2 separate regions of the Homo sapiens genome follow, and region 2 is linked to region 1. Evidence: read pairs that join two places in POLR2A ChIA-PET (ENCODE). Cell type or tissue: PC-3. All regions are shown on one strand. Each heading gives the region's core, and the rest is flanking DNA. Links, peaks and the distances in the headings are about the cores only. Region 1 overlaps XIRP2 (xin actin binding repeat containing 2). Region 2 overlaps LOC107985958 (a long non-coding RNA gene).

Region 1 (9,415 bases), core at 595-8,594:
CTGTAACCCACTATATGTCCTTCAGAGAAAATATTTTATCTCAGTGGACTTCTGTTTTCTCATCTATAAAGGAAGAGACTAACACTCTATGGTTTCTAAAAGTGGAAAGAAGCTTTGGGCAAAGAAGATTTTATACATCTGACAACACCTTCGTCTTGCAGCCTGCAGAGGTCCCACTGAGAAGAGCCCTCACTGAGTAATCTTTTAACATAAGTTACAATCCCATTTTGAGATGATGAGACAAAGAGCTGCAGTTTGTTCAATTATAGTTTTCAAAGCTTTATTAAAACCATAGACAGAGAGAGGACATCAAGAATACCGCGAGGATGGGCCATAATGTTTTATTTCATTTTATGCAGCTTTTTCTTTGTGGTGTAATTTGTTTTTAAAAATAATGTTAGTGTTCTTTTCACCCACTTACATGTTTGCTATTTTACTGCTTCCTGTCCAGTGTTTTATTTTAGTTAGAAAAAGAAATAGCTGGCAAAACTCCCAACTAAACATATTTGCATGGCCTTTAAGACTTTCAGAGGAAACTGCCATCTCTTCCCATTTGTTTGTGGTAGTGATATGTGCAGTCACAATATGACACTGTTAAAAAAAAAAAGCCAGTAACCATACAAGGATGTTAAGCAATATTGACTTGCCTTCCACTGGGAAAACTGCTGTCAGCTCATGGATTGGCATTCTTTGACATTTTACTCAGTAGACTAGTGAGGGTTTTTGCCCTTGTGTTATAAGAATATTGATACTAGCTCTACTGCCCCTGTTAGGAGCCCGATTCTTTTACCCAGCCTATCTTTCTTAGATGTTTATTCAACATTTCTAGTCACTGGTTGAATTAATTTAACAAATACCGTAAGTGACTATTTTTTTCCTTTCCCTGTCCTCCTATGACTGATTTTCATACTCTATCAGGTTCTTTTCAAAAATCTTCTCACAAGCAGAATAATTGTAGAAGATGCCTTCCTACATGAGCTTATCTGATGTTTTTTCATGGTTACAGATTTTTGGCAGGAATACCACAGGAGTGATGCTGTTTTGCCCTTCGCAGTACATCATATCTGGAAATACAGTAAATCAATAAGTCTGATTACTGGTGATACTGTGTGATCACTTAGGTGAGGTAATTTCTTCCAGGTTTTCCACAGTAAATGGAAGTTTATCCACCAGGAATGTTGTGGAAAATATTCCTGTGTTAACTTCTTGCAGGATGAGCTTTGGTTTGCTGGTGGACTTCCCGTGATTAGACTTAGAGACTGTCTTTGAAGTGTCATCTCCATGGCTCTTGGTGGATCCAAAGGCCCCAGTTAAAGACCAAAATTTTCCCTATTTATTCATCCTTCTAAAGGTAATGTTTTCTTTATTTCTCCCTTTAGTTTATTCTGCTTGTGAGAAGATTCTCGAAAAGAAAATGATAGAGTATGAAAATCAGTCATAGGATGACAGGGAAGGGAAAAAATATTCACTTATGGTATTTGTTAAATTAATTCAGCCAGTGAATAGAAATATTGAAGGAACATATTTATCTTATTTATCTTTTAAAACATATTTATCTTTGGAAAGACTGAGAAATTACCATGGGTCGGAAAAAACTAAAGTGGCATGAAAACTAAATGGAATGTGGAAACTTCCACCAAATCCTGGGCCAGAAAAGAGGACATCAATGGGAAAGGTGGTAAAAGTCAAATAAGGTTTAATTATTTCCTGCTTTTAAAATTGTACTATGGTTAAATAAGATATTAAGATTAGGGAACATTTATTCCTTTTGTGGGGAAATGATCCTCTGAGGACCATCTTTCTTAATTCCATGTGTTCCCCTGTCTGGTCTCCCTCATCTAAACCGGTCTCAGGGTTGATATAGCAAAGCTTTCTTTAATGGAGTTGCCCCTTTTTATTCCTCTGACTAAGTCCTTTCTCTGAACTTAGAAGTATGTAATCTTTTGTCAACTCTGAAATTCAAAATACTTAACGTAATGTGCAGGGCAGGTACTGACAGTTTGGAGTGGAGGTGGCTGTAAACAACAGGTACAGCCATCCATCCACTCTCTTCCTGGAGATCAAGCAAACTGCAGGCACCTAACCATGCCCTTGTTTATGATACATAATACAGTGTATTATGTATTTCATAATACATGGCACATAATACTCACTGTATTATATATGGGAAACAAATGGTTAACACATTTTCCTACGTGGAAAGATATTTCTTTATGTTTAATGTGTAGTGGTGAGTGAATGTTATAACTTCCAAACACCTGAAACAAATTCAAGCTCCATTAATGTTTCTCATCTACACCAACTACCAAATATGATGATTTATGGTACTTAATAGTGTACTAACTTGTTTTATGCGAATGTAAGTCATTTATTGGATGACATGAGACAAATTACTCTAAGGCATGGTAATGCAACGTAATGCATGCAGTGCTCTTTTTGCCCCATTTGTGGAACACTGTCAGGAACATACATTTAAATTAATCAACATGTTCTGATTTCAATGTCGATTAGATGTCAGATTTCTTTGTTATTAATGATACAACAATATAAAAATATTTCCATTTCTGATCACAATGATTTTATGACTTAAAATCTAATCCTTTTTCCATTTTACCTTTATTTTGAATGTTAGAAGCAATTTTTCCCTCATGTCTTGAAATATGTTCATTTGAAGTTCTCATTGAAAAGAAATTTCAAGTTATAAAAACAAGAAATAAAAACAAGAAATATAAACAAAAACCAGGAGCTCCACAGAGAAATTTTCTTTCTTTTTAATATATATGCAATGTGTGCATGGAAGCAGACACAGACACACATACCTACTGCACATATATCATTTAAAATTTCACATTTAAAGATAAAATCAAGAGGTTGCAGGTCATATGCACCAATGTCTCAAAAAATACTTATTTATCCAGCACCAGCAATTTTGTTTTCACCAACATATGTTTCAGGTCTGCCCTTTAGTTTATAGCTGTAGCCTTTTTTATAGGGCCCACAAATTTTTGAGTTTACCGTTGAATGCCTCGCCTCATGCTAACATTCGTCTGCCCTCAGGTGACTAGAGGAAGAGGCACTGTGCTACCACTAATAGCTAGCAAGTGGTAATGACTGAACACTGCGTATCTACCAGGTACTGAGCTGAAGGCCTCATGAGCGCTGCCCTCATTTAATAGTCACAATCATCATAGAAGGCAAGAACTATAATTATTCCCATTTAACAGCTATGATGTGGAGAAGTTAATTTGCCCAAGAGTACACCATTGGTAAGTAATAGAGCAGGGATTGGAATTCAAGTTGATCTCAGTCCAGAAGCCACAATATTAAAATACTGCTCTCTAGATGATCTCTGAATTTATGATGTCTGTTTCAAACAGAATCTCACAGCTGTGTTTCTGATATAAATGGATCCTGGACAGTGCCAGAAATCAAAGCAATTCTTAAACATTGAGTGTCCCCCAAACTACCACATACTCTTATTCTAAGATACACATGTTTTCATGTGTTAACATCTTTGAAACTGATATGCTTCTCATAGTCAGTGCCATTTCATAGTTTGTCAGGATTTTCCCCTTTTCTTACAGGTACATAAAATACTAAAGTTGTTTTACTTTTGATAAAATATGGCAAGAAATATAAATGTTTTGAATCATGTAAGAAAAATTATTGAACATTCACTGTGTTCCAGGAATGTACTAAACACTTTACTGACATTTTCTCTTTTAATTGTCATAACTAACCTGTGAGTTAAACTATGTAAACATCACCATATACAAATGAGAAAATATAGGCTGGGTGAACTGTTTTTGTCTTAGTTCCCACTGTCAGTTGGTGGTTGAAAAAGAAATCTAACCCAGTCAGGTGGAGTCCAGAGGCCTTACTCTTGGAGTAAGCTAGTTTTTGTATTTTGCCTATTTTGCTAACAGAGTTTAGAATAGCTAAATTGGTCTAATCTAATAAACAAGTAACTTTATGCAAAATAATTTTTACACTAACAAGAAGTTTATTTTTCTTTAAAAATCCCTCTTTTTCTCTTTCTTTCCTTTCAAATATCTCTGAATGTCTTTCTTTGGGCTCAAGTTGCACCACATGCATCTCTGCTTTCACCCCAATCCCTGAAAGAAAAAAAATTAAATAGCATGCTTTCTCTCCATATCGAATCAACCACTGTTGACTGCTTCAACTCACTTGAGTATATACCCAAGTGTGATTGCTGAATTGTATGGTAAGAGTATGTTTAGTTTGTAAGAAATTGCCAAACTGTTGTCCAAAGTCGTTGTACTCTTTTTCATTCCCCCCAGTAACAAATGAGAATTCTTATGGCTTCATATCCTTGCTATCATTTGGTGTTCTCAGTATTTCAAATTCCATTTCAAATGATTACTTAAGCATGGATGACTTCTATCTCATCTACATGGCAATCATTTGTCCCTCTGCTGGGAACATCCCTAGTTTACATACATCGCTCCATCATAATTATTAAAAATACCCCTTTCATTCTCCAAAGTGTCTGGATGATAAATTATTTCATCACCCAGCTTGAATATCCACTTGAATTATAAAGGAAAAATCACATTTCATTTTTTTCTTTCCCTCCTGGTTTTTAACAGAGTGCTAAGCATAGGGTATATAATCTTTCAGCACTTCAGGAATGGATGAATGGAAAATGCTTGTTGAAATGAGCTGGCTCCTTTCAGTGTCTACTCTTAGGTTATGTGCATTAGCATTGCATTATTTGTGCTGGGCTTCAAGGTCACCTAATTCTTCAGCCCACTCTGCCTAGAGCTGTACTCCTGCTCATCTGACAGCAGATCTTTGATAACTTGATGTTGATTGTCCCTTGCATATGGTCAGTGCAGGGTGAGTGATCTTTTCAGAGGCTTGTGCCAGCTCCTCTGGCTTGCACACCTGTCTTACCACTCTATATGCCTTACAGATGACATGGGTGAAAATGTGCAAGAAACAGATATGAAGGAATTAATGCTTCTTTCATTGGCCTTTTTTGAAAGTCTGAGACTGGATATTTTTTGAAAGTCTGAGACTAGATAATATTTTGGTAACAAGCTATGTCTGTTAGCCTTCCAAAGGACAAACTGTCTTCTTGATTCCAGTTTCCTTAGTGCATTCTTAGACCACGGCTTGAATATGCAGCTAGCTTCAGAAGCACCTTTCCTTCCCTGTTGCATTGACCCTCTGGGTAGAAGCTACCTCACGAACTGCACATCTACACTCAGGCCACAGGCCACTGCCCTCTGTAATGTGCTGAGATTTGTTGTTGTTTGACCTGTTTGTCCTACTGTAGAAAATGTTACATAATAATCAATGATAGCCCATTTCTTTTAAAATTATGAAGTGTTTCAGCCATAAAATATAAAATATGCATCTTTTTTGCAGCAGTGCCTCAAAGGTACAACAATGAGCATATTGTGACTCTCCAGTATTGAGGTCCTTTATGTACGAACTACTTATGAAGTTAAAAGATTTTTTTTTTGGCTAGCAAAATGGCTTGTGCTAATGTCCAGATTCTTCTTTTGCATAATATTTGACCCACATAACATAAGAGGTAATAAACTCAGCAGACTCAGAATTCAGAACAAATAATATATACTGCTGCATACACATACATATATACACACAACATTAAAAGTAAGCAAGCTAGAAATCCTGCAGCAAGCCGAGATCACACCACTGCACTCCAGCCTGGGCAACAGAGCGAGACTCCATCTCAAAAGAAAAAAAAAAGTAAGCAAACTAGAAATCCAGTTATTTTCTTTCTTCTTTTCTTTCCTTCCTTTTTTTTTTTTTTTAAAGAAAGGTAACCAGGGGTGATAGCATATTGCAGATTTTACTTAGTGTAATGATTTCTAGTACTCAGAGTGAAACTTTCATAGACATGCTGAATTATCCTATCTTCTTTATTATTCTTCATCACTGGATAAAAACAAGGTTTGATCCTCAAGGGTATTCAGCATCTGAGTTGCTTTTCTACTAAAATTAAAAAAAAAAGTGTAAGTGGCATTCCTATCATCTCAAAGAGAGTGAGAAATAAAGAATGAACTACTAAGAAGCACAAATCCTCTTTTCTTGTGATGCTATTGATAATAACTTAGGAGTGGTAGCTAAAGTACAGATGCTGTATAAGCAAAAATAAATCTGTACTAAATAGCTTTCATGTTTGAACGGTAAAAGTAACTGTAAAGTTACAATGAGTGTACTATAAACATTGCCATAGCAATGTGTTTTGCCTCGAGTTCTCACTGGAATTATTTGGTATATTGCTCAAAAGAGCCTGAATAGAATATATCTAATGAAATATTTTCCATTCATTATTCTCTACTGAGTGATGCTTTACCAAATGTAGAAATTCAAAACTATAAATTATTCCAAAAAATTATTCCAATTTCAGTATGGACATTACTAGTAAGTCCTCCTAGTATGAAATGATACTTTTAACAAGCAAATTTATTTCCAAAATAGATAGCCATTAAAAACAAGAGACTATCCAGTTTCCATAAAGATATGACCATTAAAGTGACTGAAGTAGAAAGATAAGAATCTTAAAGAAGAGAACTGCCTTCAGATATGATAAAATCAAACTCCCTCCAAAGTTTGGAAACCATGTTACATCCCAGACAGATGGTAGCCGAACTTCCCCTTAAATACTTGCAGTTTCAAGGAGTTCACACTTTTGCAAAGCAGTTTTTTTCTACTGTCAGTTTGCTCTCTTTCACTGAAGGTTAATCTTCATGTTGAGTAAAGTGTATCTCCTGGGAGCATCTACATTTCCAGTAAAGTTTTGGCCTTTAAAGCAACACAGGATATCTTCCATTTGTCACTATGGAAAATGACAGGCTATGTCTAACCTTGAGGGCTCAGACACAGCTTAGCAGTAGGAGGTGAGGTTGGAATACTCCTGAGTGATTTAAGAAGAGTCAGGGCCAAGCTTATATGTGACAAGGACATGATATGGCTCAGCAGGTTCAGACTAAGCAAAGACAGATATGCCCTGAAAAAAAATAAGCTGGACACTAATTAAGGAGTCTGAACTGAGTAGGTCAGTGGATATAGTTGAGTATCTTCCTTTGGAGATGTTTCAGAAATCTTTTTTTGTGTGTGGGCTCATCGGGAATACATTAGGAGATCCACTTGGGAGTTCCTGCAACTATAACAGAGACAGAAAACATTGACTGGTTTTCTTCCAAGTGTTGAAAGAAATACCTGGGTTAGGAAGTCTGAGGATTTAACAAGTGTGGGTTCCATCAGGCATGCTTTGCTGTCTTTCTTGAGTGCAGTTCATACTCTTCAGAATTGTTAGCACTCTGTGATACTGAGACAATGTGTCCCTTTTGAGGTTTTGCCTTTTCTGGTTAGGCTTCAAACCAAGGACATGGATCAGCTTTATTTGCATAAACTGATAACAAGTGTATCATTTTTTTCTTTTATAACTGCTAATTTTTTTTGAATTTTTTTCTTTATAACTTATGACAAATATATGTATATTTATTCTTTTTTTTTGAACTGATAATTATGCTTGCACAGTCTCTTCCTCCCATGACAATGATCTCTTCTGTCATTACAAACAGGTTGAAGACTAGAATTGAATGAGAAGAGGTTTCTTAAGTACTTCTGCCTCCTAGAACCATATTTTATAGGATGGCAAATAACAGAACATACCTTTTCCTCCAAACTGTCTCTCAGCACTTAGTTCTATGACATGTTGAGTCTCATAGCCCTCTTTCACCTTAATTGTGATTTATGTTGCCAAGTTTAAGAGTAATGGGAGAATAAGAACGCTGTTAAATTTAAATGAACCATTTAAATTCAGAAATTATTAAGGGTTCCATAGAACTACCATTTAAATGTTAATTTCTTTAACGCAAAAGCAAGAAAAGAGTTTGTATTTTGTCTCTTAACCAGAAAATGAATCCTTTTTATTATTAAGAATTGCTACAGTTTTCAGAGGGTAAGCTTTTTTCTCCTCTTTCTTACCCCTGAATACCTTGTGGTAGGCCTGCCCTACCAACATGTGTTTTTCTCTGTGTTAAAAGTATTTCAGGCTATGCATTCACAAATAATAGGTAGTAGCTATATTTATCAAAAGTCATGTCAACTATGCAGTTAGACAGCTGTCAACCTACAATCAGTATTGTTCAGTGAAACATCTTAGGGAGGTCTAATATTAGTCATTTAGCTCTTAGTATAAAAGGCATATGAAGTTTTCATTGAGCCATTTAATTCAGTTTCTAAGTTTGCATTTCACATTATCAGATCATAAATTCTTCAAGCCCCTGTAATTACTGAATGACTGATGCATTCAGAGATATTATATTTCTAGTGCTAGGTATGTTCCAGGAATTGTGATAAAAAATGACACCAGGTTTGTATTGCTTTTTAGTTTATAGCACGTTTAATTTCTCATCTATTATGATATAATAGTTGCTTCAAACAGCATAATCGGCTCAACTCACTTGCTGCAAATGGCTATCTTTAAATAAATGCATATTCCAATGTTCATTCTGAAAATATTTGTGTGTGTGTGTATGTATGTGTGTGTGTATGTGTATATACATATATATATATATATATATATATATATATACATATAAGTATATATATAAAATTTCTCTCCTCCAACTATTCTCATAGGGAAAGATTATATCACAATTTATCTTAGTGTTCCCACTCCTAATCAGGGTGATAGGCACAGGGGCAAGTGTGCAATGAATATTTGTTCAATAAATAAATCCTTTTTTGGCAGAGTGTGGTGGCTTACCCCTCTAATCCCAACCTAAGCACTTCGGGAGGCCTAGGCAGGAGGATCACTTGAGGCCAGGAGTTCTAGTCCAGTTTGGGCAAAACAGGAAGACCCCATCTCTACAAAATAAAAATTTAAAAAATAGCCAGTCATAGTAGGGTGTGCTTGTAGTCCCATCTACTTGAGAGGTTGAGGCTGTAAGATTGCTTGAGCCCAGGAGTTTGAGGCTATAGTAAGCTACAATGGTGCTACTGTACTGCAGCCTCAGCGACAGAGTGAGACCCTATCTCAAAAAGAAAAAAATCAGTTTTGTATCAACCCTGCACCTTTGACAATCAGGTATATAGGATTTAGAAGAATCTTGCTTGAGGTTATTTGGTTTTCTATACTATTCTTTCTTATCCAACTATGTTTGGAGTTATATATTTACTCATTTCATGTTGAAACAACTCCTCTCACATTTCTTTTAAAAATGTTTTCCTGTCCTACCTACCCTCCTTCATTATTGTGCCAACTGTAAACAATCTATCATTATTGAAATATGACCAAAACAATATTCTGTACCTCCATTTCCACCTAAAATGTAGATAGCTACTGGTCTTGATTTAAAATAGTGACCATTACAATTTCCAGCCGCCTATCATTTCACTGTTGCCATTA
Region 2 (9,415 bases), core at 499-8,498, 350 kb before region 1:
AAAACATTTAGAAAAGTATAAATCAGAATATGTGGCTCATTTTTAATGTAACATTGGTTCATTAATTAAATTTATTGTAAATATTCCAGATTTCACTGAAATTTAAATTAAAACCACATTACTGGAGTTTAAGACATATGTGTGGCTGCATTTCTTTTACAAGAGCTATCATTTTTCTTTTCCTTTGTATTATAAAGATTCCAATATGATTTATGTTATTTGTAACAATAGCTAAGAATATTGTATTCTCTTGCAGAAGTCTAAAAAAAAGCTTAAATAAAATTAACATATGTCTTAAGTGTTTGTTCTTCAATCTACCCACGGACTGTCATCGACAAGTTATTAAATGAAAAAGAAAAATAACTCCAGGCAAAAGAAGTGGGATTCTTGAGACAATGGTGAGAAAAAGATCATAAAATATATTGATAAACTTAATTAAAGGACTCTAAAATAAAAAATATGTGTGTACATATTTGGGACAAATATGTATTTGTTTGGGACAAAATGTGAGAGTTCAAAAAAGATTAAAGTTTGTTAAGATCCCTTTCTTCAGAAAAGAAATGTATATGCAGATTTACTTTAGAATGTATTACTATTACTGTATATTAATTAAATTTGGCTGTTTATTATTGGTAACTATTAGAAGAACAGAAAAAAATCTAACCTATATCTTTGCATATGTTAGAAATATATCAATTTTTAAATATTCTTGTATAAAATATGTATTATTCATGTATATGTTTATGTTAAAATACAAAATATTATCCAGAAACATGCACACCAAACTCACCATAGGTTGTCTCTGAAGTGGGTGCTATCAGAAAGGGTTGGTGATAGGGCTTGAAGAGAATGCTTCCTCTTACACAGTAGGGCCTTCAGTCACCTCGTTATTTTAGAATAGGGTAAAGTACCATGAACACTTCTTTCCAGCCTGTAGGTGAGGTGGGGAAAGGAAGGAGTTAAAGGGAGGATAGCAAAAAGCCATTAGACTTGCACCTCCTGGATTTTCATCTCCAGGTTTCCACTGTTTGTTGCAGGTCAGGGGAGACAGGGTTACATCAAGCAAAATTAGGTAAGTTGAGAGCAGGGGCTAGCCTATTACTCCAGGTTGATCTATCAAGTCTCAGGTGAGACTCTTTCGAGAGTTGCCTAGTACTAGCTTGGAGCATGATAATAACAAAAGGAACTTGGTAGGCCTTCTTAACTGGGCTGCAGCTGATCTTGACGTTTTTACTTTCCTACTTGGCTCTCCATTCCCATGTGGTGTGAGCTCTGACTTACATGCAGTGGGGCTGCCGTGACAAATCAACGTGACCCCAGAGCTGAGGCTGGGACAAAGGATACAGCTTCTGTTGGGGAAGTAAAATGAGACAACAAATCAGAAAAATACTTTGGCATTTAAAATAAAAATTAAACACATGCCTACCATATCATCCAAATCATTAGGTATCTGCCCCAAACAAATGAAAGCATACATCAACAGAAAGACACATACAGAATATTAATAGCAACTTTATTTGTAATAGCCAAACTTGAAAACAGCCCAAATGTCTATTAATCAATGAATAGTTAAACAAACTGTAGAATATTAACAATAACGAGAAAAATTATTGGACATTCATCCACTTAAATGGGTCTTAAAACAATAGTGACAAGTGTAAGAAACCAGATTTTAAAAAAGAGTGCAAATATATTCTTAAATTTATATATAATTCTAGAAATTGAAAAACAATCTATAGTGAGAGAAGGAAAATAAATGTTTTCCTGTGAAATTGGTGGGAAATGTCATGAGGGATGGATCTCAAAGGGCAAAAGGAAACTTGGAGATAGAAGAATTTATTATTTTGACTATGGTAATAGTAACTTGGGGTTGTACAAATGTCACAACTTTATCAAATTTTATAGTTAAATATGTACAGTTTATTATACATCAATTATATCTTCATAAGGCTGCAAAAGTATTTTTAATGAGCCAAACCCTCAGCAAAAGATAACTGAAATTTTGAGCACTGCAGATATAAGAAAGTACACTACACTTCTAGCCTCCAATGAGAAAATGTATTCCCTTTGTTTTTCTTTTATAATTCTTTTCTTGGGTGAACCTAAGTACCATCATAATGTGTATACCATCTATATTTAAAATACAACATAATTATGCTAATACAAAAATTAATCATATCAAACATTAATCAGTGGCAATAACTAGAGTTGATGAGTATTTGAAGAAATGGCTACTCTCATCCAATGCTGATGGTAATAACCTAGTAGAAAAAATAATGACAACACTGATCACAATTCTAGAATTCTACATTGTTGTTAACTGACTTTTGAGGTTAGACTTATGAAATTATTTTTATTTTTTATTTTTTTGAGAGGGAGTCTCATTCTTGTTGATCAGGCTGGAGTGCAATGGCACGATCTTGGCTCACTGCAACCTCCACCTATCGGGTTCAAGTGATTTTCCTGCCTCAGCCTCCCAAGCAGCTGGGAATACAGGTGCCCGCCACCAAGCTAGGCTATTTTTTTGTATTTTTAGTAGAGATGGGGTTTCACCAGGTTGGCCAGGCTGATCTCGAATTTCTGACCTCAGGTGATCCACCCACCTCGGCCTCCCAAAATGCTGGGATTACAGGCATGAGCCACTGCGCCCAGCCAACTAATGAAATAATTGTAGATGTTCATTGTAATTAAATACAAGAATGTCCATATCATTTTGTACACACTAGTAAAATGCTGGGGGAAAATTCCATAACATAGATGGTCATTTATATGGCATTTTAAATAAATTACATACACAGTGAAATAATATACAGACAGAAAAAATAGTATTGTAGAAAAATATATAATTATTGTCCATTTCTGTGAATGTTTCCTAACACTAGTAAAAAGTATACATAAAAGTATATTTTTTCAGACTTGTTCATAATTATAAAATTTAGATACACCCTACATTTACAAGAATAGTAAAAGAAATATTGTTACAGTCAGACCATGGAATGCCAAGTCACAACTAAAAGAAAAGCAGTTTATCATCTACATTTGTACCGACTTGGAAAGATGCCCATGATGTAAAACAATACCCACACACAAACACATGAGCACATCATTCCCAAAATATTATGTATGATCCTATGATTCTATTTTACAAATGTGTGTGTATGTATCAAAGTAAGGGAAAGAGAAAGGAGACGGCTCCTATACTCACAGAAGTACATGTTGTAAACTGTTAATATTATCCCTGGGACTGGCTAGGTTTGGGCAAGTTTAGAGAGGTGTAAGAAATTTCACTTTTAACTTCACTCATTTAGGTTAAGTTTGAAAACTTTTATAAAATACATGTTATTTATGATTTAAAACACAAGGAAATTAATTGGTAAAGAAGATAGCACTAGTCATGCTATTTTTTATATAGAAAATCCACTAAACTAAATATAACATTATGGTTTTGTTTTTGTTTTGTTTTTTTGGGGGGAGTGGGAGATCCTATGTTTCCCAGGCTGGTATCAAACTCCTAGGCTTAAGTAATCTTCCTGCCTTAGCCTTCTGAGTAGCTGGGATTATAGGTGCCCACCACCATGCCCAGAAAAACATTATGTATTGTATGACTTCATTTCTGAAAATTATATTTGCATATATCTTACTCATCTTTTACTAGATTATCATACATTAACACAATCTCTATGAGTAGCAATAATTGTGTTTGATGACTGGTCAAGGTGGTTTTAATTTCAGAACCCAGTAGGAAAGTGAGCCCACATGTGGGATATGTTCCTCTCTTGGTAGACGAGTATGCAGAATTGCTGGTAGAAACAAGTAAGGCTCTTCAAGCTTCTGCTCAAAACCAGCATGAATCTTTTCTGCTCATATTTTATTAGTCAAAACAGGTCAGTCGCCAAGCCTGACAATGGAGCAAGAAAGTGCTCTCTGCCCATAGTTAGAAACTTTAAGTAACAGGGCAATTAATGAAAAAACAGAATCATCTTATTGGAAGGCATATATTAAACACTTCAAACAATAAAACAACATACCACAGTTTAAAAAATATTGTGAAAAGAACTAGCATAAAATGTTGGCATAGGCTATCTATCTCTGGATCATGAAATAGATCATATTTCAGTTTTTTATTTTGTTCACCTTTATTTGTTAAAATTTTCTACAATTAGCATGCATTTTTCTTGAGACAAGTCAGTTTCCCTGACTACCTCAATGAAATTAACTTCCCACTAACACCTCATTCTCTATGCCCTTCACATGCTTTATTTCTCTTCATAGTACTTACATCATCTGACATGCTCATTTTTTTCAGTCATGTGTTTGTTTATTCTATACTTTTCCAGCTAGAATTTAAGCTGCATGAATGTGGAGAATTTCTCTGCTTTGTTCATTTCTCCACTCAGAGTAGTTTCTGGCATATAACAGACACTCAATAAATATTTCCAAATCAAAGAAAAATAGTAATAAAGGCAATTTCAAAGTTGAAATAATCAGTTGGGAGGCAAACTCTTTTGGATGTTGAATTGATTTAAGGAAATGAATGATTGTGAATTATTCTGGTTTTTTTTTCCCTTTTGAATCTTAAAGTACAGAAGAAGCTTCCTCAATACAAATCCTCTCTCTCTTTCTCTGTTTTTGTTTGTCTGTTATTCAGAGGATTACTCTTCTCTTACAGTCAGTTGCTGGCTGACACTTCCCTGCAAGCCTTTTGTCCCATCCCCCTCCTCTTTCCGTCCTGTCACTTGATTACTTTCCTTTGCTCTGATGTGAGTCAGGAAATAGCATCCAGTATAGGAGATCCTACCAAAAGGGAGGACAGTCAACAACACATCCATTGCTCATTCTTCTCCTCCTCTTCTCCTGGGAACCGTGAGGTAATCCCGGAAGGAATGCTGGGGAAAGAATTTGAGAAAGAGTAAATACAAAACTTGCTATTAAAAAAAAATTGAACTTAAGCAAAAAGGAATTTGTTTTTATTGAACTATGTGAAAAGAAGGTAAGCTCAAAGTATAAGATTCCTAGTTGGGAACAGCTAAAATACCCATGGGCTCTGCATCAGGGCTGTGTCCCAACTTAATAGAAGTTATCCCGAGATAACCAGTGGTTCTGGGCTGCACTAAAAGCAAGTGCACATGGAAAACCCAGGGTCCCCACACCTAGTAAACATATAAAATCTGTCCATAGGATATGAATTCACACAAAATTAGACTCTCAGGATATCAGAGAATTGTAAAGATGACTCTACACATTAATCATGAAAATGTAGGGGAACTCTATGTCTCTAGATAAACTGGGTCTCTTATTTATAAATCTCCCACGAGGCTATTGAAAACATGAAACTACTAAACAAAGCATGACAGTGAAATAGAAGAGTTCATTTAAGCCTTTTATAACTATTACTTTTTTCTTTCGGTACAGAATATCTTTTGTTAAACTATATCATATTCACATTCATAACTTCAAAACAGTATGCTGCTATAAAATAAGCCACATAGAATAGTACTCATAATTATTAAGTGTAAGAAATGACTCAAATGTCATAGTTCCAATACCTGTAATAATTTGGGAAAGAATAAACAACTAATAAATGTATAATTATTGAAGTAAAAATGTGGTCACTTGCATATCTATTTAATAATTTTCATAACTTTTCTTAATTCTGATTATAAATTATCAAGTGAGGCAAGCAACAATCTAGAAATCTTAAGTATTTATGTCAGAGTTGAAAAAGATAGAAGGAACACCACCACAAAGGAAAAGAAAACCTTAGAAGATCAATTTTTTGTTATGGTATACAGATTAAGATTCTAGATAGGTGACCAGACTGTATCTCCACTTACACTAGTACATTTCTGGTCAATCCTTTGGAAAAATATTAAGTAATTAAAGGACAGATTGTGGTGGTGGTAGCTAATAAATATGTATTAAATAAGTGCATTTATGGCCCGGCGCAGTGGCTCACGCCTGTAATCCCAGCACTTTGGGAGGCCAAGGCGGGTGAATCACCTGAGGTCAGGAGTTTGAGACCAGCCTGGCCAATATGGTGAAACCCCATCTTTATTAAAAATATGGGGGTGGTGGTGCATGTCTGTAATTCCAGCAACTCAGGAGGCTGAGGCAGGAGAATTGCTTGAACCCAGAAGGCAGAGGTTGCAGTGAGCCAAGATTGCACCACTGCACTCCAGGCCTGGGCAACAGAGTGAGACTCCATCTCAAAAAAAAAAAAAAAGTGCATTTATAATTGATATATGTATTTACCTATTTAAATAATCTAACTTTCCAGATGTCTTTACATAACAATATATACAATAGAATTGGTATTTATATGGCAAAGAGTTACACAATTTTGATATATAGAATCTTCTTGCTATATTTCTTTATAATTTTACTATATATAACCTTAGCCATGTGTTGGGCAGCATGAATGTGCAGCATTTGCATTATATTTACCACAATATGTACTTGATCTATCATTTTGTTTTTCTAATATATTAACAATTGAGATAAATCTATAAAATTAAATTTTTCTTGGTCTGAAGACACGTAATCAATTCACAGGAACGTCTTAAGAGTATGTATTTTGATTCACTGCAACAACCATTTTAGAGCTTTCAATACCAATAAACTACCAACTAATGCACTGTGGTATTATTAGAACTTGAATGCTGCAAGAGAAATTTAAGACTAAGCTGTTTTTCCAGAAAAATCAGTTGAGAAAAAAAAGCAAATTGGAGGATTTCTTGTTTGTTTTTTTGCTTGCTGAAATGTTGCTTAACAGAACATTATATGAAAACAATTACCATGTCTTTCTTTCTAGTCAGCCATGTGGAGTATGGGCTCTGAAACCAGACTGATGGGTTTCATCTTGACACTAATTCTCAACAGAGGACAGCTTTGGTCAGTTGCCTACCTTTTCTGTTCTTCAGTTTCTGGTTTGTTAAAATGGAGATAACTAGAACACTTTTTTTTTTAATGGAGTCTCACTCTATTGCCCAGGCTGGAGTACAGTGGTGCTACCTTGGCTCACTGCAACCTCCGCCTCCCGGGTTCAAGCGATTCTCCTGCCTCAGCCTCCCAAGCAGCTGGGACTACAGGGGCTTGCCACGACGCCAGGCTAATATTTTTGTATTTTCAGTAGAGACAGGGGTTTCACCATATTCGTCAGGCTGGTCTCAAACGATCTCCTGACCTCAGGTGATCTGCCTGCCTCGGCCTCCCAAAGAGCTGGGATTACAGGCGTGAGCCACGGCGCCCGGCTAACTACAGCATTTAACTCAATAACATGATGGGAGGAGCAGAAACCTTAGAACACTAACCAGCACATAGTGAACACTAATTTTTAGCCATTTTTAGGTAAGAATAGTAAGGAAAACAATTATCACAACACGGAAGATCTATTGCATGAAATGGACTCAAAGACTCGAAAGGGTACTGAGATGTCTGCAAATTATCCAGAAAAGAGATTCATAGAAATCCTTAAGGCAATTTAACATGTCTAAGAAAACTCTTTTAAACAGCTTTACTGTTATATATTTTTTTCAGTACTTTAAAACTGTCATTTCACTGTCTCTTGTGCTCTATCGATTATAAGTCAGAGGTCATTTAAACAAACTCTTATTCTATAATGTGTTGTATACTGTATTGTTTTTCAGCTGCTTTCAAGATTTTCTCCTTATTTTTCTTTTACTCTGGTAAGTTAAACTCTAGTGTACTTAGGTATAGTTTTATTACTATTTACCTCTTTTAGGCTGATTTAACTTCTTCCATCTGTACATTTCCACCTTTTACCAAATTTAGGGAAACTTTGGCCACTATTTCTTGGAAAATATTTTCTACCCAATTTTCTTCCTCCTTCTTCTAAGATTCAAAATGCATGTATGCCAGACCTTTTGATATTTCCCCATGAGACACCAAAGACCTGTTCATATTTTCTTCAATTTTTTTCTCCCTGTTTTTAAATTAAATTTTTCAAAATTTGTTTTTATTGATATATAATGCTTTCAGAGTACATGTGGTAATTTAATACATTCACAATTTGTAAAGCTCAAATCAGTGTAATTAGCATGTTTATCACCTTAAATATTTGTTTTTTCTTTACGGTAGAAACACTCAAATTATTCTTTTCTAGCTATTTTGAAATACACAATCAATTATTGTAAACTATAGCCACCCTACTGATCTATCATACTGTATGTTCTATTTCTTCTTTCAAACTGTATATTTTATCCATTAGTCAACCTCTCTTCATCCCCTACTTCCTGGCTTCCGGTAACCACCAATCTACTTTCTATTCTCATTAGATCCACTTTTTAAGCTCCCACATATGAGTGAGAAAGTGCAATATTTGTCTTTCTGTGCTTGGCTTATTTCACTTAACATAATGCCCTCCAGTTCCATCCATGTTGCTGCAAATGACAGGATTTTATTCTTTTTTTAACTTCTTAATTATACTTAATTATGAATATATACCACTCTTTAAACCATTCATCTATTGATAGGCACTTAGATTGATTCCATATCTTGACTATGGGGAATAGTGCTGTAACAAACATGGGAGTGCAGCTATCTCTTTGACATAGCAATTGTATTTCCTTTGGCTAAATCCCAGTAGTGGGATTGCTGGATCATATGATAGTTCTATTTTTAGTTTTTTGAGGAACCTCCAAACTATTCTCCATGGTGATTGTACCAATTTACGTTCCCATCAATAGTGTACTGGGCTCCTCTTCCTCCACATCCTCGCCAAAATATTTTACTCCCTGTCTTTTTGATAACAATGATTCTAACTGGAGTGAGATGATATCTCAAGGTGACTTTGATTTGCATTTTCCTGATGATAAGTGATATCGAGCATTTTGTCATATACCCACTGGCCACTTGTATGTCTTCTTTTGAGGAATGTCTATTGAAGTCTTTTGCCCATTTTTAAATCAAATTGTTTGTTTTCTGGATATTGAGTTGTTTGAGTTCATCATATTTTCTGATTATGAATCCCTTGTCAGATGAACACTTGGCAAATATTTTCTCCCATTCTATGGGATGTCTATTCAATTGGTTGATTGTTTCCTTTAATTTGCAGAAGCTTCCTAATTTGATGTAATTGATGTAATACCAATCGTCTATTTTTGCTTTGGTTGCCTCTGCTTTTGAGGTCTTACAAAAATCTTTGCCTACATCAATGTCCCGTAGCATTTCCTCAATATTTTCTTCTAGTAGTTTCATAGTCTTAGGTCTTAGATCCAAGTCTTTAATCCATTTTGATTTGACTTTTGTATATGGGTGAGGCAGAGGGGTCTAGTTTCATTCTTTTGCATATGGTTATCCAGTTTTCCCAGCATCATCTATTGAAAAGACTCTTTTCCCCACTAAATATTCTTGTTGTCTTTGTCAGAAATGAGTTTCCTGTAAATGCATGGATTTA

What was found. Peaks named below come from ENCODE experiments on the same cell type or tissue, not always from the same donor. Only the 100,000 strongest peaks of a DNase experiment are listed, where the experiment ranks them.
Region 2: POLR2A ChIA-PET joins it to region 1 with 7 read pairs; 2 of 35 experiments call an interaction of 5 or more read pairs at or near these places.

What each region holds. Positions count from the first base shown.
Region 1 is chr2:166,917,029-166,926,443 of GRCh38, forward strand. The region is part of intron 2 of XIRP2 (xin actin binding repeat containing 2); the gene reads left to right. Among named protein-coding and RNA genes, the nearest start is that of XIRP2, 33 kb to the left of the region's middle. In PC-3, for the core only: no CTCF peak of the experiment used is centred there; no DNase peak of the experiment used is centred there.
Region 2 is chr2:166,568,835-166,578,249 of GRCh38, forward strand. LOC107985958 (a long non-coding RNA gene) reads right to left here. Exons shown (of 4, transcript XR_001739762.1): 2 at 4,799-4,886; 3 at 1,282-1,349; 4 at 83-931. Among named protein-coding and RNA genes, the nearest start is that of SCN7A, 79 kb to the left of the region's middle. In PC-3, for the core only: no CTCF peak of the experiment used is centred there; a DNase peak (open chromatin) is centred at 4,797; H3K27ac peaks cover 2,472 bases.